Linked DNA regions of Homo sapiens: region 2 is linked to region 1. A link is an interaction called in ENCODE POLR2A ChIA-PET data of the cell type or tissue named here. Cell type or tissue: PC-9. All regions are shown on one strand. Each heading gives the region's core, and the rest is flanking DNA. Links, peaks and the distances in the headings are about the cores only. Region 1 holds the start of MCRIP2 (MAPK regulated corepressor interacting protein 2). Region 2 holds the start of MIR3176 (microRNA 3176).

Region 1 (8,019 bases), core at 1,153-6,152:
AATAAAAATTAAAAAAACAAACCAAGGTTTATCTGGTCTGTCACTGTCGTGGGCAGTGCCCAGACCCATGCCTGGCAGGAACCAGAGCCAGCATACATCATGGGTGACAAGCCTTGACCCTCTGGGTGCACCAGGAGATGTGCAGGGACCCCGACACCCCCCTCCCGCGCCCAGTCAGTGAGAGATGAGGAGTAGCAAAAAGCACCAAGGAGAAGAAAAGGCAGGGCAGGGCCGGGCGCGGTGGCCCACACCTATAACCCCAACGCTTCCACAGGCCAAGGCGGGAGAATTGCTCGAGCCCAGGAATTGAATACTACCCTGGGCCACATAGTGAGACCTGTCTACATAAAAGTTAAAAATGAGCCAGGTGTGGTGCTCGCCTGTCATCCCAGCTACTCAGGAAGTCGAGAGGTGGGAGGATCACTTGAACCTGGGAGGTTGAGGCTGCAGTGAGCCATGATTGCACCACTGCACCCCGGCCTGGGTGACAGAGCAAGACCTTGTCTCAAAAAGAAAAAAATTAAATGAAGTAAAAAACAGCGAGGTGGGTGGCAGCATGGGGTGGGGTGGTTCAGAGGGAAGGTGGTTGGCCAAGCACGGTGGTTCACGCCTGTAATCCCAGCACTCTGGGAGGCCGAGGTGGGCGCATCACCGGAGGTAGGGAGTTTGAGACCAGCCTGACCAACATGGAGAAACCCTGACTCTACTAAAAATACAAGATTAGCTGGGTGTGGCAGTGCACGCCTGTAATCCCAGCTATTCGGGAGGCTGAGGCAGGAGGATCGCTTGAACCCAGGAGGCAGAGGTTGCGGTGAGCGGAGATCCTGCCATTGCACTCCAGCCTGGGCAACAGAGCAAAACTCCATTTCAAAAAAAAAGAAACAGAGGGAAGGTGGTTGCCCCAAGAAGGTGCAGGAGCAGGATGGGGGCTTCATGCAGAGATCCCACTGCTGCCAGAAGCTCCCAGCGCTGGGGCCTGGGGGTGGGAAGGTGGGTGACCCCAGGGAGGAGAGGGCAGCACACATCCTGCCCTGCCCAGGGCTCCTCTAGCCCCACTGCACACGGGGTGAAGCCCACTCAACTCCCACAGGTCCCACTGGCTGACAGAGGACCTCACATGGGGACTTTAAGAAAACAGGCCGGGCGCGGTAGCTCACACTTGTAATCCCAGCACTTTGGGGGGCTGAGGCGGGTGGATCATGAGGTCAGGAGATCGAGCCCATCCTGGCCAACATGGTGAAATACAAAAATATAAAATTAGCCGGGCATGGTGGCACGCACCTGTAGTCCCAGCTACTGAAGAGACTGAGGCAGGAGAATCGCTTGAACCCGGGAGGCAGAGGTTGCAGTGAGCTGAGATTGCGCCACTGCACTCCAGCCTGGGCGACAGATGGAGACTCTGTCTCCAAAAAAAAAAAAAAAAAAAAAGAGACAACAGCCAGTGGGCCTGGTGTTGCCCACTGGGACCCTTGGGGTCCCATGGAGAACTCTGGGAAGCATTTCCATCTTCTTCCCTAACTCCTCCTAACTGTGCCACAGCCTTACCCCTGCCCTCCCTAGCAGTGGGGTCTTGGAGAGAGAAGAAAGGTGGTTTCCCCAGGTTAAGAGAGACGGCGTCACCCTGGGCCACTCCAGCCTCATGCTCCCTGCCTGGGGACCAGGTGGTGGCTACAGGTGTGCCTCGGTTTCCTCCCCTGGGAAGTAGAGCGGCCACGAGGACCAAGGGTGATGTCCGCGGAGCGTCCCAGCAGAGCTGGGATGCTGGAAGCACCTAGGGGCCCACTCACCTCCCGCCAGAAGGCGCCTCTGGTAGAGGGCACTTACCTCACTAGGATGGAGCCCCAGAGAGCCCCCGCCCCGCTGGAACCTCCACACCTTTCTGAGAGGTAGGCAGGGGGCAGGCTGAGGGTGGCTCGGCACCCCCCCACCTGTAGCTGCCCTGAACTCCTGGCCCGAGCTCTCCTCCCCAGCACCGCCTCAGGCCATGACCCTACCACCTCCAGGAGCCTTCGGGCCGGCTTGGGGCCACAGCAAAATCCACAGGCCTGGGAGAGGCACAGGATAAATGAAGGGAACGGTGGAGGAACTGAGCCAAAGTCAAACGTCCAGCCCTGCGGGGCTGTCCAACCTCTGGGTCATGGTCACGGGGAGGCCACAGTGGCCGGACTGAGGCTCCTGTGGTCTCGGAGTTTCCTAACTGGGTTAGGAAAAGCAGAAGCAACCGGATGGGGGGAGGCCCCACTGCCCCAGGGTGTCTGGGGTGAAGGGCGGAGGAGGGCAGCGGCCCTGCCCGAGGGAAGCGCACGCACGTCTCCCCCACTGAGCTCTGCAAGGGCAGAGCCGGGAGATCTTGAGGACCAGCGCCCGACGCTCTCCGCGAACCGTGGCCTGGGCCTGCTGCACGTCAGGGTTCCAGCAGCAACCCAAGGTCGCCCGAAGCACCGACCTCGGACGCTGGAGGCCCCTGCGACCCAGGAACTGGCCGGCTTTCTCCCCGCTGGGGGCCCGGGCCCGGCCAGGTGAGGCGGAAGTGCGAGGCGCAGGCCCGCGGGCGCGTAGTGGGCAGGACCCGCGCACCCCCCGCGCCCGGAGCGCCCGCCCCGCCTGCAGCACGTGGCCGGACCTCACTAACATTTCCCCAAGGTCACCCTCCGCTCTAGGGCGGCCGGCGGGGGAGGGGAAGCCGGGCCGGGCCGGGCCGGGGCCGCGCGCGTCTCACCTCGACAGGGGCCAGGGTCCCGGCGGCTGCGCAAAGGGCTGCGCCCGCGGGGGCTGCGAGGTCGGCGGCGCGGGCTGCCGGCATTTCAGGAGCTCGCCGAGCCGGCCCTCCACCTGCTGCTGCGTGGGACCTGCGGGCACCGGGGGGCGGTCAGCCGCCGCCGCGCCCCGCCCCGTCCCCGTTCCCGTTCCCCGGCCCGTGCGCACCTGTGCGGCGCTGCGCGACCAGCTTGCTGGGCCCCTTGGTGATGGTGTACATGACGCGCCGCTCCCACACCGCCGCCGGCCCCCGGCCAGATCCGGCCCCTGCGCCGGGGCTCGCACTTAACGGACTGCGGGCGCCGCGGGGAGGGGGCGGGCCCGCTACACGCCCCCGGCCCTTAAAGGGCCCGCACGGGCTCGGGCTGACCCCGGACACGCGGCGGAGGCGGCGCTTGCGCCCTTTGGGAAACTGGCAGGCGGGGGCGGAGCCGCCAGCAACCCCGCCCCAGCCCCCGGAGGCCCGAGGCCAAGGCGGACGAGGCGCCCTGCTGCCCGGGAAGGCCGTTGCTGCCTGGAGGCCATGTCAGTGTCGGGGCACCGCACTCAGACTGCTGGCGGCGAGGACCCAGGGGCCCTGCGGGGTCAGCGGCGATGTGCGAGCAGGGTCCTCGGAGCCCCAGGGCCCACCTTTGACAAGCGCTGGAGGAGAACCTGTGCTGGGGGTCCCTGTGCTGGGGGCATCCCTGTGCTGGAGGTCTCTGTGCTGGCGGGATCCCTGTACTGTGGGGGGGTCCCTGTGCCTGTGCTGGGGGGCTCTGTGCTGCGGGCCCTGTGCCGGGGGCATCCCTGTGCTGGGGGGATCCCTGTGCTGGGGGGCCCTGTGCTGGGGGCATCCCTGTGCTGGAGGTCTCTCTGCTGGGGGGATCCCTGTACTGGGGGGGGGTCCCTGTGCCTGTGCTGGGGGGCTCTGTGCTGCGGGCCCTGTGCTGGGGGCATCCCTGTGCTGGGGGGATCCCTGTATTGGGGGGCCCTGTGCTGGGGGGATCCCTGTGCTGGAGGTCTCTGTGCTTGGGGGGATCCCTGTACTGGGGAGGAGTCCCTGTGCTGGATCCCTGTGCTGCGGGCCCTGTGCTGGGGGGATCCCTGTGCTGGGGGCCCTGTGCTGGGGGGCCCTGTGCTGGGGGGATCCCTGGGCTGGGGGGGTCCCTGTGCTGGGGGGCCCTGTGCTGAGGGGCCCTGTGCTGGGGGGATCCCTGTGCTGGGGGGGTCCCTGTGCTTGGGGATCCCTGTGCCGGGGGGCCCTGTGCTGGGGGGCTACTCTGTGCTGTGGGTCTCTGTTCTGGGGGCTCTGTGCTATGGGGGGTATCTGCGCTGGGGGCTCTGTACTGGGGGACTCTGTGCTGGGGGTGTCTGTGCAGGGGGGCTGTGTGCAGGGGAGCTCTGTGTTGGGGGCTGTGTGCTGGGGGACTCTGTGCTGGGGGCGTCTGTGCTGGGCTCCTCTGTGCCGAGGCTGGAGGCAAGGATTTACCATTCATACTTGGGGAGCCTCAGCCAAGGTGCCTGCAGAGGCCTGGGCCAGTGTGAAGGGTCACCCTTGGCTTGGGTCTTGGGACTGGGTCTAAGAAGAGAAAAAGCGGCTCATCCCCCTGGACTTGGGTAGAGACATGATGCCCTGGGAGTCTCCCTTCCACCCCAGGAGTCAGAACCCTGGCTGCACTCTGCCCCACGTCCTGGCCCCCAGGCTGAGGTGCACCCAGAGGCCCGACGTGTGCCTCTTCGGCCCCTGGGGCTCCTGTACCCGCCCCACAGATGTGAGAGTGTGGCAGGCCAGGTCTCACTAACGCAGGCCTCCATAACAATTATTTCAGTGCAGAGTGGTTAGTTCAATATTAAAAGCTTAAAAAGCTGTCCAGGATCGGTGGTTTACACCTGTAATCCCAGCACTTTGGGAGGCCCAGGCAGGTGGATGACCTAAGGTCAGGAGTTCGAGACCAGCCCAGCCAATTTAGTGAAACCCCATCTCTACTAAAAATACAAAAAAAAAAAAAAAAAAAAAATTAGCCAGGCATGGTGGCAGGTGCCTATAATCCCAGCTACTCCAGAGGCTGAGGCAGGAGAATCACTTGAACCTGGGAGACAGAGGTTGCAGTGAGCCAAGATCGTGCCACTACACTCCAGCCTGGGCAAAAGAGTGAGACTCCGTCTCAAAAAAAAAAAAAAAAAAATGCCGGGTGTGGTGGCACACACCTGTAGTCCCAGCTACTCGGGAGGCTGAGACAGGAGAATCACTTGAACCCAGGAGGTGGAGGTTGCAGTGAGCTGAGATCACATCACTGCACTCCAGCCTGGGCGACAGAGCAGGACTCTAAAGAAGAAAAGCCAGTGCCCTTCTTCAAAGGCTGGAATGTAACAAAAGCCCACCAAGAGCTGTGCCCAGGCCTCTCCTGGGCCTTGAAGCGCGACAAGATAACGAAGGAATTCTTAATAGGACCCGTTTAGGATTAAACAAGTTTATTGGAGGTCTGAAGAAACTCTCCAGGCCTCCACAGACAAGTTTATTGGGAGCCCGAAGGAACTCCCCAAACCTTCATGATTTAGCAGGAAACAAGATTAAGTCAGTTTACTGAGGCTCCAGGGGAAGGTCTTCAGGACTCAGGCCTTAATTATAGATTAAAAGAAGTTAATCACTTGGCCGGGCACGGTGGCTCACGCCTGTAATCCCAGCACTTTGGGAGGCCGAGGCGGGCGGATCACGAGGTCAGGAAATCGAGACCATCCTGGCTAACACGGGGAAACCCCGTCTCTACTAAAAATAGTGAGCCCAAGATCGTGCCACTGCACTCCAGCCTGGGCAACAGAGCAAGACTCCGTCTCAAAAAAAAGAAAAAAGAAAAAAGTTAACCACTTATGTCTTCAGATGAATGCACACTTACACACAGACATCTAGGTTGGAAGGTACATAACCTCTGGAAAACTTTGTAATTTGACTTGTTCTGGTGATAATTTCCAGGCCTTCTCCTTGTAACCGGCTGCAGAAATAAAAACCCTCTTCCTCACCAGTTCATCTGCATCTCGTTACTGGGCCACGAGAAATAGCAGCCCGACTCTCAGTTTGGTCCAGGAACAAGAGGAGGCTGCCTGTGCCGGCATCAGGGCCTGGCGTGTCCAGTGGCCCCCACATTCTCCAAGGAGAGGTCAGGGATGCTGTGGCTGAAAACGGAGCTGTGGCGGGTGGGCGGCAGGGCCCAGAGTCTTCCTGTCTAAATTTCCAGGCAAGCAACATGCACCACATGGAGGGGTGAGGGGAGGCCCTTGGTGGTGGGGGGCCAGCCCGAGGAGCCCCCACCCCATGCACTGGCCCTGCTTCTCCTCCCTTCTGGGAGCTCCAGACTTACTGGGAGGCCCTCAGGGAAGCTTCTGACCCAGGTGTCTCTTGGCCCTGTACCCCTCCTCAGCATGGCTGAAGAGCGGAAGGAAAGAGGTTTCCATCCCCAGCTGCCTTCTCTGCAGGGTTGGGCCAGGCCTGTGGCCCTCAGAGGGCAAAGGAGATGGCAAGCCACAGCCAGGGAGGCCAAGCCTGAGACGCCCCCTAGGAAGGACTCCTCACGGACTCTTTTCTACCTCCCACCCCCACCCCTGCCCCCACCTTCCCCACTCCCCCAGTTCCCCTCCCCCCACCTGGCTCTGCCCTCCCCCCACCAGCATCGGGCATCGTGTCCTTCAAGGAAGGCCAGTGTGATCCCCGTCATCTGTGCAGCCTGCGTCCTGCCCTGGCTTCTCCCAGTGGCCTTCAGCGCAATCACTCACACAGGCCAGGGAGGCAGGACGGGGTGCTGGGGGGCCTGTGCACAGCCTGAGGGCATATGCTCCTGTGGAAGACCTGGCAGCAAGGACCAGCTGAGTTAGAGTGAGGGCGGTGCTGGGGAGGGAAGCCCCATGTGGGGAAGGGCATAACCCGAGCTCACACAGGCTCCCGAAGGCGGCCCCCCACCTTTGGGGCCCACTGCAGGCGGCAAGGACAAGCTGGGCTGGCCCAGAGCTCAGCAGAGCTAGCGTTTGCTTCAGCCATTGGTGGTCAAGCCACGAGGCCCAAACATCCAGCCCCAACAATAGGCCATATCTGAAGTCAGGCAACACTAAACCTGCCATGCGCTGGGCACTGTAGGCAGCTCCTGAACGCAGCTCCATTCAAGGGGGGAAGCAGGGAGGCGCAGAGAGACTGATCTCGGGCTCCTCTTTCCTGTGCCTAGGGAAGCCCAGGTGAAATCTGGGTGAGGAGAGGTGCATGGGCCCCAGGAGAACCACTGGTCATCATAGGTCCCTCCTCCTGGGGCTCTCCTCGAGGTGGGGGTTGGGGGCAGGGTGCGCATTGAAGGAGGCGCAGGGAAAGTGCTCAGCCCACAGAAAGAGAGATGGAGGCGGCCAGTCAGGCGAGGAAAGCGTGGGCTTGGGCCGCAGAGCCTGCTGCAGGGTCTGGCCAGTCACCACCACGGCGGACACCAACATCTCCTGGCAGGGTTGTCCCTGACCCCTGACTCCCTGAGCCCCCCATGGCCCGCGTTCCCAGTCCCAGACTGGCAGCCTGTAAGCCACTCTCCTACCCTGAGCCACGTGACTGGCCCTCCCTGGTTTACCCCTTCCAACGTCCTTGCCCTAGCCAGAGCGATATGGGGTTCCCATTGGTGAAAAACGGCTCAGCAAAGGCGCTAAGCCAGTCCTGAATGCAGAGCCAGGCGCTTGGCACTTTCTGGAGAAGAGCCCGGCTCTGAGGCTGGGACCCCAACCCTCGGGCGCACATAAATCGCGGCCTGTGACTTGATTTCGGGGGTCACCGACCGACCCCTCACGCTATCCGTGGGCCCTGAGCTGGTGCTGTTACCCCAGTGTCACAGAGAAACCCTGGGGCATTATTCGTGCCCCTCCCGCAGACCGCCCAGTTCTGCAGGCTGGGACCGCCCGCCCCGCCCTCTGCCGCCCCTGCCGCCCCTGCCGCCCCTGCCGCCCCTGCCGCAACCCCGCTCTGGCCCCGCCCCAACCCGCCAGTCCACACTCATGTCCCGCCCCCCAGCCCCGCCTCCCCTCTCGGACCCGCCCCGATATGGCCCCGCCCCTCCGGCAACCCCGCCCTAAACTCGGACCAACAGGGGGCCCCAGCCCAGCCCCGCCCTCTCCCCAGCCCCGCCCCGACAGGGCCTCGCCCCCATCGGCTCACGAAGGCCAACGGCTTCCACGGCTCAGGCCCGAATCGAGACTGTCCTCCAGCTCGCGTCCTTCACGCCCGCTCCTTCCCCTCCGGCACTGGGGGGCACCGCGAGACTC
Region 2 (13,689 bases), core at 4,364-9,363, 99 kb after region 1:
GCAGAGCCTCAGGGTGACCTCGCGGGGACCGCGGCCGGTCGCCCGCCCACCCGCCCCACCCCGGCCTTGGAGAAGGCCTCACCAGCAGTTCCCCAGCAGCCCCTGCAGGATGTCTGAGGGCCGCAGTGTGTGGAACACAGACCACGTGGCCCTGTGGTCCCTGAAGACGGAGCAGTTGATCTCCTGGGGTCGCAGCCACTGCCTCACACGCTGCTGCACGCTGTCACCCGCGGGGAAGCCGACAGACTCGGGCCCGGGAGGGAAGCTGTCATCCACGAAGCTCACATTGTTCTGCAGAGACCACGGCCATGTGCTCAGGCTGGGCAGGGTGGCCTCGCTCCACCTGGCAGGGACAAGACCCCACCCAGGAGAGCGCCCAAAAGCACTGCCTGAGCCCCAAAGGGACGGGTGGAGCGTGGACAGCCACAGACCTGGCGCCGGCCCTGTGTCGAGGAAGCCCTCAGCCCTAGTGGAGAGGCCACCGGCTGGCGACAGGTGAGGAGCAGGGGACGTGTGGGCCCAGGGGGACAGCGCAGCCCCCAGTGGGTGGCAGCACGACTCTGGCCCTGGCCCTGCTGGGGAGGGTGCAGGCTGCGCCCCAGTTGACCCGTGGGTGATGCCATCCTGGACTCTAGAGGGCGGAGCACGGGTACATCCCGACCTCGCACTTCAGCGGGGTCTCCACGCTGCCCCTGGGAAGCCCTCGCCTCCTGCGGCACATCAGACGGGGCTCGGGGCCCTCCTGGCCACGGTGGAGGGTTGAGGGGGGTGAAGGTCGTGCATCTCGGTCACCAGCAAGGACCAAGGGTCAGGAGGCCAAGCTGGACCCCAGGGCCATTGGGAGCTTGGAGCCTCGGGGCGGAGGGTGCTGCCCTCCCCATCACGTCTTAGGCCTTGTGGGCTCCTCCCCAGCCCATCGCCAGAGCCCAAAGCCTAGGAAGGGGAGGGCGGGAGCAGGAGGCTCAGGAGCAGGAAGAGGGCGAGGGGGCGCCTCACCTCCCGGCAGAAGGCCACGATGTTCTCCCAGAGTGCCTTGGCCTCGCCCTCGTCTGTCTGCCGCCGCTGCTCCACGTGCATGCTCTCCCTGCGCCTCAGGGGCGCGGCCCCCCGCCGCTGGGCCACCAGGAGCTGAGGCGTGTGGCAGGCGGCGCAGTGCTTGGCCCGCAGTGCGTTGAGCAGGGTACAGGCAGGGCAGGCCCACTGGCCCGGGCGCTCGGGCAGGACGCGGGCGGCCTTCTGGGCCGAGGACACCCGTCCGCAGCTTCTGCCGCAGGGGCTGGGCTTGTCGGCCCCACAGTCGGGGCAGTGGGTGGGGGGCTCGCCATGCTCCTGGAAGCCGTGCAGTTTGGAGCAGCCGCAGGCCGAGCACCTGGGGGCCACTGTGGGGTTTCTGAGCGTGCACTTGGCACATGACCAGGTGGTGAAGTCGGGGCTGGAGGGGCTGGCGGGCGTGTAACGCACGGTGTCTCCGGCCAGGTCAATGATGTCACTGCCCGAGGTGGAGCTGCCGGCCTCTACGCGGCTGGTGCCACCCTCCGTGGCCTCTTCCTCCAGCACACTCAGCCGCTTGCCAGACAGCAACTCTGCTAGGCGGGAGGCCCCAGCCCAGCCCGAGCCCTGGGGGGCTCCCCTGCAGCCGGCAGAGGGTGACGGCTGGGCAGCCTCAGGCACCGGTGGCTGCAGCTGGGGGGGAACCTCGCGTCGGCTGCGCGGCACGGGGTTGTTCTGCAGGGTGGACGAGAAGGGGCTGAAGGGCGGGACCCTGGGCGGCTCTGGTTCGGCAGCTGGGCCCTGGCTGGTGGCTGGGGGGTTGGCCTCGGCACCTTCCCCGGGGAGGCCAGGTGGAGGCGCGGCAGGCACGACGTGGAAGCCGGCCGGGGCCACCACTTCCGGGACCACCAGGGCCTCAGGAGGGATCCGTGGCAGCGAGAGCCTGCGTGGGCCCCCGCAGACGGAGCAGGAGCTGGCCACGGGCGTGTTGTGCAGCGTGCAACGCGGACACGCCCAGCCCCCTCTGGGCTCCGCCGCTCCCTCCTCCTCCTCCTGCTCCTCCTTCTCCTCCTCGTCCTTGTCCTCGCACTGCCCCCTGGCGGGCTCCGTGGCCACCAGCCCCGCAGTCCTCACTGGACCTGCTTCCTCCTGGCAGCTGCCCTTGGGCTCCCCCAGGATGGCGGGTGGCTTGGGGAGGACCCCGTTGAGGACTGGCAGGAAGGCAGCCCCAGGCGCAGGCTCCGGGGTGAAGCCGCACACCTCGCAGGCCTCCTTGCCCAGGAAGTTGCGGAAGGTGCAGCGGGCGCAGGGCCATTTCTGCTCCTCCACGCTGAGCCGCAGGATGTGGTTGAGGTCGGGCTTGTGCCGGGGAGCCTCGCAGATGGAGCACTGGCGCTGGCCGGCCGGGTTCAGGAAGGTGCAGCGCACACAGGACCACTCTCCGACCGTGGCCATAGACCCGGGCGAGTGGGTGTGGCTGCAAGGGAAGGTGCTCATCAGGGCCACCCTGTGAGGTCCTGAGTGGCTGGACCCCACCCTCCTCTCGGCCTGGGGAAGGCACCCGTCTGTGGCTGCAGAGCTACGGGGCCGAGGGCCTAGGGCTGAGCATTTGAGGCAGGCGGCGGTGGGGGCTGCCTCCACCCAGAATGGATCCATGGCTCAGGGCCCCTCTTGCCCGTTGGAGGCTCAGCAGACCCCTTGAGCCACACAGGATCCTACAGAGAGGGCTGAGCACCCCACAGCCGGGCTGCTGTTCCAGGGCACTGCTTTCTCTGTCACCAGGCCTGTGGACGGCAGATAGCAGGGGGTCCCGGCCAAACTCAGGACCAGGTCGTCCTGGGCGTGGAAGAACAGGTGCTCAGACCTACGGAAGGGCAGGTGCATGGGCCGGGGCCTGGGGAAGGCACAGGCTGATCTGAGCAAGGGGCCTCCCCACACCACAGCACAGCCTCCGAGACAGACTGGCTGCTCTGCCTGGCAGAAAAATCAATTGTTCTTGTAAATATGGCCTGAATCTTGTGCTCCATCTAAACCCTTTTGGTTCAGGAAGAAAGAAAACCTGCCTCTTCATAAGAAGCACAAAAACAAAAAGTCTCCGCGAGCAACACGGGTGTTCTGTGGAGCCGAGCGAACTCCGTGATGCTGCCTTCCCTGCGCTCAGCCCCGCGTGGCGAGGGCTCTGAGCTGCCCCTGGCAGAGTGGACGGGGGTGGACTGGGCCCGGCGAGGCTCAGGGCGTCCAGCTGGAGCAGAGAGACCCAAGGCCGGGAATCTGCTCTAACAGCGGGCTTCTGTGAAAGCCCAAGCAATCTGCCCGTAGACAGCCAGGCCTCTCCCCGCCATCACCACTCGGAGAAGGGCATGGATGCAGCTGTGGCCGGCGGGCTCCCGGCCGCACCTGCACGTTCCTCGGCCTGGCTGCCGAGGCGGCACAGCCCAGGCGTCCGGCCTGGGCCCCTGTGGGTGGCACAGTGGCCATGATCTTTGCAGCCCCCACTCCGGGAGGTGCCTTCACAGACTCTGCACCCCGCTGACCGCAGGTGCAGGCAGAGGTGGGCTGGGCCTCCTGGGACACACCCTCCCTTTGGCCCTGTAGTTGTCACCGACTAGCAAGGACAGCCTCACCAGCTCCAGAGAGGAGAATGAGAACCCGGGTCCCCAGGACCAAACAATCGCCAGCGGGGTGTGTCTGCTGGGAGACACCTTTCGGAGTCATCCTGGCAAAACCCAGGTGGGTCAGGAAGACGTCTGCACTTCAGGAGGGTTTCAATGAAGTCAGAACAAGGCCTAAAGTTCAAACGTGGCCCCGGGACACGGGTGAGGAGGGCGAAGGCAGGCCACGGCCCTTCTGTGGCTGGAGACGCTGAGGGGAGTGTCACTGACCCCGCAGTCTGCGCTGTGCCGGCCTCTCTCGGTGGGCCGAGGTGGAAGGGGGCCAGGGGTCAGGGGTCAGCGGTGGGAGACCTCGGCAGGGCCCCCACCCTCCCTGCCCTTCTGCCCTGGTTCTGGTCTCCACAACCCCCCAGCCACTCTAGGGCCACCCTCACCTCTGCAGGGCCTGGGCAGGTTCATGGGCTCAGAGACCCGAAACCCTTACAAAGATGTTGTTTTGAACTTTAGAGATGGGGTCTGATTGCCCAGGATGGTGCAGTGGCTCGCGCACGGCTCACTGCAGCCTTGACCTCCTGAGGCCAGACCGCCAAAGCCTGGAAGTAAAAGCTCGCGTCAGGAGCCCAAAGACCCAAAGCCAGGCCTGAGCGAAGCCCTTTTGGAATTCTCAACCCAGAACGCTCCTGAAGTCGCAGCCACACGTGCTCAGCAAGGAGCCCTCACTACTGCAGGATGGTTACCTTCGAAGGGAGCGGGCTCAGGGCAGACGACGTGAGGGGAGACGACGACGTGGGGGGAGACGACGACGTGAGGGGAGGCGACGTGGGGGAGGCGACGTGGGGGAGGCGACGTGGGGGAGGCGACGTGGGGGAGGCGACGTGGGGGAGACGACGACGTGGGGGAGACGACGTGGGGGAGGCGACGTGGGGGAGGCGACGACGTGGGGGAGGCGACGTGGGGGAGGCGACGTGGGGGAGGCGACGTGGGGGAGGCGACGGGCCGCTCCTTACTGCACAGAGGCCAAGCTGGATGGAAGATCGAGGCAACTGTACAGAAAAATCCAGCACAAAAGACCCGCGCGCCCCAGTTATCTGGGCGTTGCCGACACTCAGCTCCAATTCAAAAGGGAGGTGATGAAGCCGCTCGCTGCGTGCAAGACAGAGCCCGCCCTGAAGCAGCCGGGACAGCAGCACCCGGAGCGTGGAGGCCGCGGGCCTGTGACTGGCGCAGCCCCAGTCCTGGGAGGCGGCCCCTTTCTTAGGAAAAGTGAGGAGCAGGAAGCTGCATTCTGTCCCCCGGGGCCTCGGTCAAAGCCACCAGAGCCCTGAGGCCACACCGAGAAACACAGATGCCCCGTCCGGCCGGGGCAGCCCCGCAACCTGTGCCCAGACAGCTCTCGGGGCACACCGGGGTGCCAGACTTGGTCGGCAGCTCCTCCTGCTGTGCCCAGGGCGGGGGATACCATGGGGGGCTCTGCTCAGTGCTCTGAGGGGCAGGCGTGGTGCCTCCCTCGAGCTGGGCTGCAGTCTCCTGGTCTGGCCACAGCCCGGCGCCGGTCAGCCTTGCCAGGGGGGGTCTACCCTTGTTGCCTCTCTGTGCTGAGCCGCCGGTGCCCGGCCCGTAGATGACTTACTGATTGAGGGCGCCAGGCACTCTGTCAGCTGTACAGGGACCTCAGCCCCACGCCGGCCGCATGGCCGCATGGCCGCAGGCTGCCCTGGCTCTCCCAGGCTCCACCAGCCTGTGCACCACCCCTTCATCCATGTGGGGGAGCGGTCATGGGGCCACAGCACCTGCTGTCCTGGGGCGTTGGGAGAATTCAGCGGCCACCAGGGCAGCGAGCCAGGCAGGCAGCTCTTCAGTAAACGCCAGGGCTGTCGCGCTGACCCTCCCCAGTCCCGGCGCCCTCCGTCGGAGCACGGCAGGGGTCGCCTGTGCATGCACGTGGTGGGGAGGGCTCCGCGTGTGGAGGCCCAGCTGCCTTCCCGCAGTCTGCTCGCCCACCGCTCTCGCCCATCTCTAGCCTGGGGGTCTCCTCACCATGCACCTTGGGGGCCTGTTTGCAGCAGCAGACAGGAGCTGCCTGGAGCCCAGGCCCCACAGCAGCGGGCACGGGCAGGAGTGGCCCCAGGGATGCCGACCCAGGGGAGGGCCAGGCAGGAGGCCAGGGTGAAAGAGAAAGAGCGGCGTGGCGTCATCATACACCACGGCCTGACCCCGCAGGCCAGGTCCAAAGTCTAACACACGCCCCACATACCCGGCACAGCAGACCCCACGCCTGCCCCGCGGCTCTGCCTCCCTCCCCATAGCCAGAGCCACGGCCGCCACCCCCGGTAGTCCCAGGCCAGTCCCTGGGGATCCCGGGAGTGTGGCCCGAGGCTGCCGGGAGCTGCAGACTGGAGAGGCCATCCCGAGGTCTGAAACTCGGCCTGGTGCTCAAAAAGCAGGGGCCGAGAGTCCTCTGCCCTCTGGAAAACGAGAAAGGGAACGACAATCCTTTCTACATTTTTCTGTTTAAGTTTTTTGAGACACCGTCTAGCGTCTCACTGTGTCGCCCAAGCTGGAGTGCGGTGGCACGATCGCAGCTCATTGCAGCCTGGACCCTCCCAAGCTCAGGGTTTGTATTTTTATTTTGAGACAGAGTCTCACTCTGTCGCCCACACTGGAGTGCAGTGGTGCAATCTTGGCTCACTGCAACCTCCGCCTCCCAAGTTCAAGCGATTCTCCTGCTTCAGCCTCCCTAGTAGCTAGGATTATAGGTGCCCGTCACCACGCCCAGCTAATTTTTGTTTTAGTAGAGATGGGGTTTCACCATGTTGGCCAGGCTGGTCTTGAACTCCTGACCTCAGGTGATCTACCCGCCTCGGCCTCCCAAAGTGCTGGGATTACAGGCGTGAGCTACTGCGCCTGGCCAAATTTTTTTTTTCTAATTAACCAGCTATGGTGGTGCACGCCTGTAGTTCCAGCTACTTGGGAGGCTGAGATGGGAGGTTCTCTTGAACCCAGGAAGTAGAAGCTGCAGTGAGCTGTGATCACACCACTGTACTCCAGCCTGGGTGACAGAGTAAGACCCTGTCTCTAAATAAATAAATAAGTGAATGAATGAAAAAAAGACAGGCACGGGTGGATGAGACAGGGAGAGAGGCCCCACATGGCTGGCCACCAGGGAAACGCAGATCAAAGCCAAGGGGACACCAGCTCCCACCCCCTGGGACGGCCAGAATCACAAGGACAGACAACGGCAGGAGCTGTCGAGGGAGTGGAGACGCCAGGACCCTCCCCAGCGTTGCCGGTGGGAACTAGGTAATGCAGCCGCTGCGGAAGATGGCTTGGCAGTTCCTCAAGACATTATGAAAGTTCACCACACGCCCCAGCAATCCCACTCCTAGGTATCTATGCAAGATAAATGAAAACAGGTCCACGCAAAACCTCGTAAACAATGTTCACAGCATTGTCCACAGAAGCCACGTGGAAGCAGTCCTAGCGTCCATGAATAGATAAAATGCGGTTCATCCCGCAAAGGAGCAGTGAATGAAACTGCCTCGGGCTGCAGGTGCATGAATCTGGAGGGCACGGTGCCGAGTGAAGAGGCCAGACACGGGGCCCCACGTCCTGTGGCCCCACGTCCACGCACCTTCTGCACAAGGCAAACCCAGCCAGCCACGTCCTGTGGCCCCACATCCACGCACCTTCTGCACAAGGCAAACCCAGCCAGCCACGTCCTGTGGCCCCACATCCACGCACCTTCTGCACAAGGCAAACCCAGCCAGCCACGTCCTGTGGCCCCACATCCACGCACCTTCTGCACAAGGCAAACCCAGCCAGCCACGTCCTGTGGCCCCACATCCACGCACCTTCTGCACAAGGCAAACCAAGACAGGAAGCCGGTCAGTGGCCGTCTGGGGCTGAGGGTCCCTCTGGGCTGCGGGATGCTGTAACACTGGACTGTGGGGCTGGGGGTCCCTGTGGGCTGTGGAATGCTGCAACGCTGGATTGCAATGACGGCTGCACAACTCTACAAACCACTAAGAGTGACCAAACTGCACTCTTTTAACAGGTGAGTCTGGTAAGTTCTACCTCAACAAAGCTGTTGTCGGCACACGTGGAGATGCTCACTGGGAGGCGGCTGGTGCGGTAACACCAGGAACTGGGAGGCGCTCCGGTGCCACCACACGCAGGAGGAGCACAGACCCTTCCTCTGCCGACCACCAGGCCCCACACGGCCCCTCCCCGGCCCTGCCTTTGCCGCGTCTCTCTGTCCATCAGGGTAACTCGCAGACAGGGCTCCAGGGCTCCCCCACACGGCCCCTCCCCGGCCCTGCCTCTGCCGCGTCTCCCTGTTCATCGGGGTAACTCGCAGACAGGGCTCCAGGGCTCCCCCACACAGCCCCTGGCTAATCCCCTGCATCCCCAGTCCTTGTCGGCCGGAGCTCAGGCCTCAGCGTGGATGCCACCTGGAGGCTGGTTCCCAGGCCTGGCCACCTGCCATGGCCTTGCCCACTGCCTGCAGCTCCACGCCCGTCCCTCCCACCTGGGGGCCAACAGACAGCAGGACATCGTCCCCCGTGGGAGCTGCCGCCAGGTGCAGCCTGGCAGGCCCTTTTGAGTGTGAGACGCAGGCACATTGCCTTCAGAAGCCAGGCCTGGACCCGCTGTGAGAGCAACGGCGGCCACTGCAGCACTGGCCCCGAGGCCCCGGGCCCCTGAGTGTCCCTGCCTCCAGTGAGGGCCAGGACGGGGTGACGGCAGGAGCATCGGTGGGGTCCAGCCAGTCCAGACCTCACCACCTGGACTGCCTCCAGACCAGGCACCTCAGAACCTGATGGCAGCTCCTGAGGGACGCAGCGGGTAGCCAAGGCCATGGTGACAGCTGTGAGGAGCCAGCACGTGGAGTTCGGCCACCAAGCCATGTGGCCTGTGACCCCCGGGGGGGCAGCAGGCGGAGCCCAGCGAGTGCTGGCAGCTTTGAAACCGTGGGCAGCAGGCAATATGCCCAGAGCCTGCAGCCGCCAGCGACCCCAGCCCAAAAAGAAGCTTCAGGAACAGCTTCTCTGCGTGGAGCAGCACAGCCTGTGAGAAACACAGGGCCGCCGGGATTGGGCGCACTAGCCCCCATCCCCACCACCAACCAGCCAGGCCGAGGCCGGGGTCTCAGACCTGCTCAGCTCCTGCACCCTGGGGAAGAGAGCTGCCACAACTGGAAGGAGCAGGGACCCACTTCTCTGCAAGCACCTCTGCCAAGGAGGGGGCACCCTGAGAACGAGGCCCTCTGCCCCCGGGAGCCCTCCGGGGCCACCCCTCCCCACCTCTTACCTTCGGGCCCGGGGCCGTGGGGGCTGGTGCTGCCGGCTGACCAGGGCACCTCCCCAGACGGGCCCCCCTGGGCCGCTCCTACACCAGCCAGCCGCTGCCGGGGGACCCGGGTAGGGCGGTCCCCCGGGGAAGCTGTGGTCCGACTCGGTCTCTGCGGCCAGGGAGGAGGCGGAGCTCCCCATGGCCCCCCGGCCGGCGGCCGTGCTGAGAGCCGGACCTGGTCACCTCTGGCCAGCAGCGGGCGAAGCGGAGCATGGAGGGAAGAGACAGGACGGCCGGCTGGGCAGAGTGACACACAACAAAAATAAACAGACAGAGAGAGAAAATAGAGAAGAAACAGCATGATTCACACACACAGCCCGGGAGGACTTCCCAGCATGCCCAGCCGCCTGGGGTAGGCTGAGGGGACATCTCAGTGCAGGGCCTGCGGCCCGACTTCGGCACCCACAGGGCTCCTCCCTCGGGGCCCTAGGACACCCCCCGGCCCCCAAAAGCCCGGCATCACGTCTGTGGTATTCAGAGACGTTTTATTCCTTGGTGAGAAAAGAGATCACACGCTTTTGCTTTATCACAGAAGGAAGGGTCAAGAGAACGTCTACCCAAAGGTAGGCAGGGGAGGTAGCAGAGGGCGTAGGGAGCTGCTGCAGGCCAGGCTGGATGAAGATCTGGGGGGCCGCTTCACACAGCTGCCCACATGCCACTCTGGAGACTTCCAGAAGGACGGGAGCCCGACCATGCCTTGTGCACCCACAGAGCCAGGCCCCGAGAAACAAGGACCCTGTGAGGCTATGGCTGAGGGCGGGGGCCGGTTCCTGGGGTCTCCCCTCCAGAGGGGCGAGAGCCACCCCTGCTGGGAGGCCTGGGAGAGGCACAGGCTGTCCAGGGCCTCTGACACGCGGCCCACCTGTGCTTCTGGGAAGGCCACCTTACCCCCTCTGGCTGAGGAGAAATCAAATACAGTTGAGAACGTTAATCCTGAGACGGGAGGACCCTGCCCGTGCAGGCAGCTGCTCTCCCCAGAGTCCGATACACTCCCCTCTCCCTGCCAAGATTGGGGCCAAGATGGCGTCCCGGCAGGCTGGCCGGCTGTGGGTTGACCAGCAGTTCCTGCTGTCACACACGTCACAGCCCTTCTTCCAGCTTCTGATTAAGTCTCTGGGACACACAGCCAGCGTCAGGGTAGAGCTTAGGAGGAAAGGGTCAAGTAAGTGTCAAAGCTGCCGTGCGTGGGGGATCACCTGAGCCCAAGAGTTTGAGACCAGCCTGGGCAACACAGTGAGACCCTGTCTTTATAGAAAACTAAACACTATCCGGGTGTGGTGGTGTGCACCTGTAGACCTAGCTACTCAGGAGGCTGACGTGGGAGGATGGCGTGAGCACCACAGCTGCATTCCAGCCTGGGAGACAGAGCCAAAAAAAAAAAAAGCACCAAAGAACATATCCTTTGGAGCTCAGGGAGGCCTGGGGGCAGCCCTAGGTGAGCGGGCTGGGGGGGGTGGGGGTGCAGTTCCAGCTTCTCCCCCGCGACGATGGGGAGCAGCAGAGGGCAGGGATGTGGGGGGCCTTTCCAGTCAGTGCTCTGACACCCGGGAGGGGCCTGCAGCTCTGAGGCCACAGGGGCTGAGCTCAGCGAGGCACGAGCACCTGGGATCGCACAGCAGACGCGCCAGCCCTTCCCTGGTTCCTCCCCACAGCCTTGGGGACAGAAGCTTCAAGGGCAGGGGCTGAGGGGGTGAGACAGAGAATTCTGGATCCCCTCTCCTTTGAGGCCTGGGGCAGAAGCCGCCGAGTCCCCCGTGTGGTGATAACGTTCGCCTGAACCACTTCACTCGGCACGAGGGTCCGTTTTCTCTGAAGGTGCTGGGGTCGTGGGAGGGTTGAAGCATTGCGGGCCCTGCACCCTGGAGACCCTGCCATCCTGTGGTGGCTCAGGCCTGCCCCGTAGGCAGAACGGTCACAGGACACACGGGGCCAGTGTGGGGTGCGGACCAGAGCCCAGCCCTAAGCCTGGTCCAGCCCGCAAGTCAACAATGGCTTTTACATTTTTAAATGGTTGGAAAAAAATCAAAAAAAAAAACAATACTCTGTGAGAGGTGGGAGTTCCATGAAATTCAGGCCTCGGGGTCAGCAGGGCACAGCCTGGCTCACTCGCCTGCAGGCGCTTCTCCACAGGGACCACCCTGTACTCACACCTGCCCTCGAAGGGGCACCTGGCGGCCACGCCGGAGAGCGCCGCGCAGTGTGGACGGGGCCACGGGAGTCGTGGCGGATCTCCTGGTATCCACGTAAGACAGGTGGAAAGGAACAGACAAAACAAGCCTTGGCGACGTGCTCTGTGTGATCCGAGGTATCTGAGACATCGCTGCGTCCGTGTGAAGCGAACGTAAAACATGACGGAGACATCCAGGACCCGTTCTCCAGGCCGGGTCTCTGGACGTGCCACACTACAGGCCCTGCAGCCACCAGTGCTGGCGGCCTCCACAAGGGGCAGCGCTCAAACATGCAGGACGCAGGCGAGGTCCACGGGGTCTCGAATGCCACACGGAAGCAAGGCCGGGAGCCCAGCACGCACGGAGCAGGCTCGCTAGCAGGGAGCCCACGCATCAACCCAGGGCCTCTCGCGTGGCTACGCCAGACGCCGGAACCACCCAAACGGCCCCTGCGTTCCCCAGCCCAGGCCACGCAGGAGTCCCTCACGGGAGACGGGTTGGGCATTTCCGACACTCCCCTTCTGTAGCCAAACCCTGAGCGGGTCAGGGCGGGGCAGGGCTTGGGTGGGAGCGGCGACTAGCGGAGGTGCCACGGGACAGAAGCTGCTTGCACTGGGCCCTGAGCTGGTTTGGCTCTGACAGGAGCCCTGCCCGTTCTGTGTGAGGACTGCACACCTGCCAGGGCCAACCTCAGCTCCTTCGCCACTCACCCACCCACGCACTCACCCACGTGGCACCTGGGGTCACGCGTGCCGCTAGAAACACAGGCTCCTACCAGGCCCCGCCTGCTCCTCACTGATGCCTTTAGGCCCAAGGCAGAAGTGGTGCCCAGCTGCACCCAGGGCAGGAAGCGAGCTGCTCACCAGCCTCCTGCTCCCCTGCGCTCACTCAGAAAACCTTTCTTGAGCTGGAGCCAGTCTCAGGCAACTGACCCTGTGGGCCCCATCTGGACAGGAGGGAGGCCTGTCCTAGGAGAGCAGGGACAGCACAGTCCCCTCCCGTGGGTGCTCGGAAGAGAAGAGAGGACCCTGCAGAGAAAAGCAAACGTCCCTGTCACAGAGGCTGGACAGCTGGCTCTGTTAAGCCCTCTCCGGGGTTTTTCCAGCACACGCCAGGGGATCTCCAGAGATGGTATCGCTGAACCGCCCCGATCCGCTGCCAGAGGAGTCAAGAGCCCCGTGAGGGGTGCCGGGGGCCCTGCCCTGGCTGGCGAGGCCCACTAAGGAGCAAGAGCTCCCGGGACACAGCTGCCAGCCACGTGCCAACCTGAGGGTCCCATCGCAAGGGTGACTGTGGGAAACTGGCACCGATGCTCTTCCCGAAATCCACCCTGCTGGCCTTCCCGAGTGCAGCTGTGGGTCCTGGGTCCCCCTGTGTTCCGTCCACTCATGATGGACAGATGCTAGTACAGGATGAGCAGCTACGGAAAAGGCTCCCAGGCCAGGTGCAGTGGCTCACGCCTGTAATCCCAGCACTGTGGGAGGCCGAGGTGGGTGGATCACGAGGTCAGGAGTTCAAGACTAGCCTGCGCAAGATGGAGAAACCCTGTTTCTACTAAAAACACACAAAAAATTAGCTGGGCGTGGTGGCGGGCGCCTGTAATCCCAGCTACTTGGGAGGCTGAGGCAGGAGAATGGCCTGAATCCGGGAGGCGGAGGTTGCAGTGAGCCGAGACCGCGCCACTGCACTCCAGCCGGGGCGACAGAGCGAGACTCCGTCTCAAAAAAAAAAAAAATAGGCTCCCAGCCCGCGTTCCCCTAGAGGGAGGGAACTGCATTTAGGAGGAAGACTCCGATGGGAGGGCCCCAGGAAAGAGGAGCAAGAAGTGGTGGGAAGGAGGGAGGGCAGCACCAGCAGCCACCCCCAGGGACAGCGCCCAGCCAGGGCTGACTGCATCTCGGCCGTGGGTGCTGGCTCCGGCCAGACCTCGGCAGGGGGGTTATCATGTCCAGGGCCACTGAGGACAGCAGGGACAGGGCCTGCTGCGGCCAGCCAGAGGCTCTTGGGAGGAACGCTCACCTGCCACTCCCAGGTCCGGCCCACCTCAGGGCCTGGGCACACGTGAATCACCCAGTGCAGTGGCCCCGAGGACGCAGGTCAGGTCAGTCCGTGGTTCCCATCCTGGCTCCCTGTCTGAATAACCGGGGGGGGGGGGGGGCGTGCAGGGGCACTGTCACCAAGGAGTGTGCCCAGGCCAGGCCGAGGGACAGCAGGGTGAGGCCCCCGCAGAGCATGCCGAACTCTGACCCCTGACCCCAGGGACATGCCCTGGGCCGCTGCTGCTCCTGTAGGGCCTGCCGCCGGCCAAGCATCTGTGCTGCTCCCGTGAGCTGCATGTGCCCCCCGGGCCTCTGCTGTGGGCCAGGCTGTTTCAGGTGCTCGCGAATGGGAACCAGCAGGAGCCGTGACCACAGGGCTGACTCTCAGGGCGGCGCCTCAAGAGTGGCCGTGACTCATGACTGCCACAGAGCCAGGCTGCAGCCACGCCCGCCTCTGGGCTCCCTGGAGGGGCAGGGTGCGGAGGGCCCCGGGCTGTGTGGATCCATGCCTGACCCCCACAAGTCCAA

The links. ChIA-PET counts read pairs that join two places held together with the same protein. Peaks named below come from ENCODE experiments on the same cell type or tissue, not always from the same donor. Only the 100,000 strongest peaks of a DNase experiment are listed, where the experiment ranks them.
Region 2: POLR2A ChIA-PET joins it to region 1 with 26 read pairs; 3 of 35 experiments call an interaction of 5 or more read pairs at or near these places.

Annotation. Positions count from the first base shown.
Region 1 is chr16:636,950-644,968 of GRCh38, reverse strand. MCRIP2 (MAPK regulated corepressor interacting protein 2) reads right to left here and starts at 3,141. Exons shown (of 5, transcript NM_138418.4): 1 at 2,926-3,141; 2 at 2,720-2,849. The coding sequence starts at 2,977. It overlaps LOC100287175 (a long non-coding RNA gene), which reads right to left and starts at 8,017. Exons shown (of 4, transcript NR_149003.1): 1 at 7,913-8,017; 2 at 6,843-6,946; 3 at 6,096-6,160; 4 at 5,764-5,960. RefSeq lists enhancers at 2,027-2,076, 3,218-4,129, 6,860-7,634 and silencers at 2,317-2,456, 2,467-2,746, 2,777-3,326. In PC-9, for the core only: no CTCF peak of the experiment used is centred there; a DNase peak (open chromatin) is centred at 3,128; H3K4me3 peaks cover 2,348 bases; H3K27ac peaks cover 595 bases.
Region 2 is chr16:535,595-549,283 of GRCh38, reverse strand. CAPN15 (calpain 15) reads right to left here. Exons shown (of 14, transcript NM_005632.3): 3 at 13,142-13,255; 4 at 997-2,467; 5 at 83-291. The coding sequence starts at 2,445. It overlaps MIR3176 (microRNA 3176), which reads right to left and starts at 6,007; the gene lies at 5,918-6,007. RefSeq lists a silencer at 3,300-3,467. In PC-9, for the core only: no CTCF peak of the experiment used is centred there; no DNase peak of the experiment used is centred there.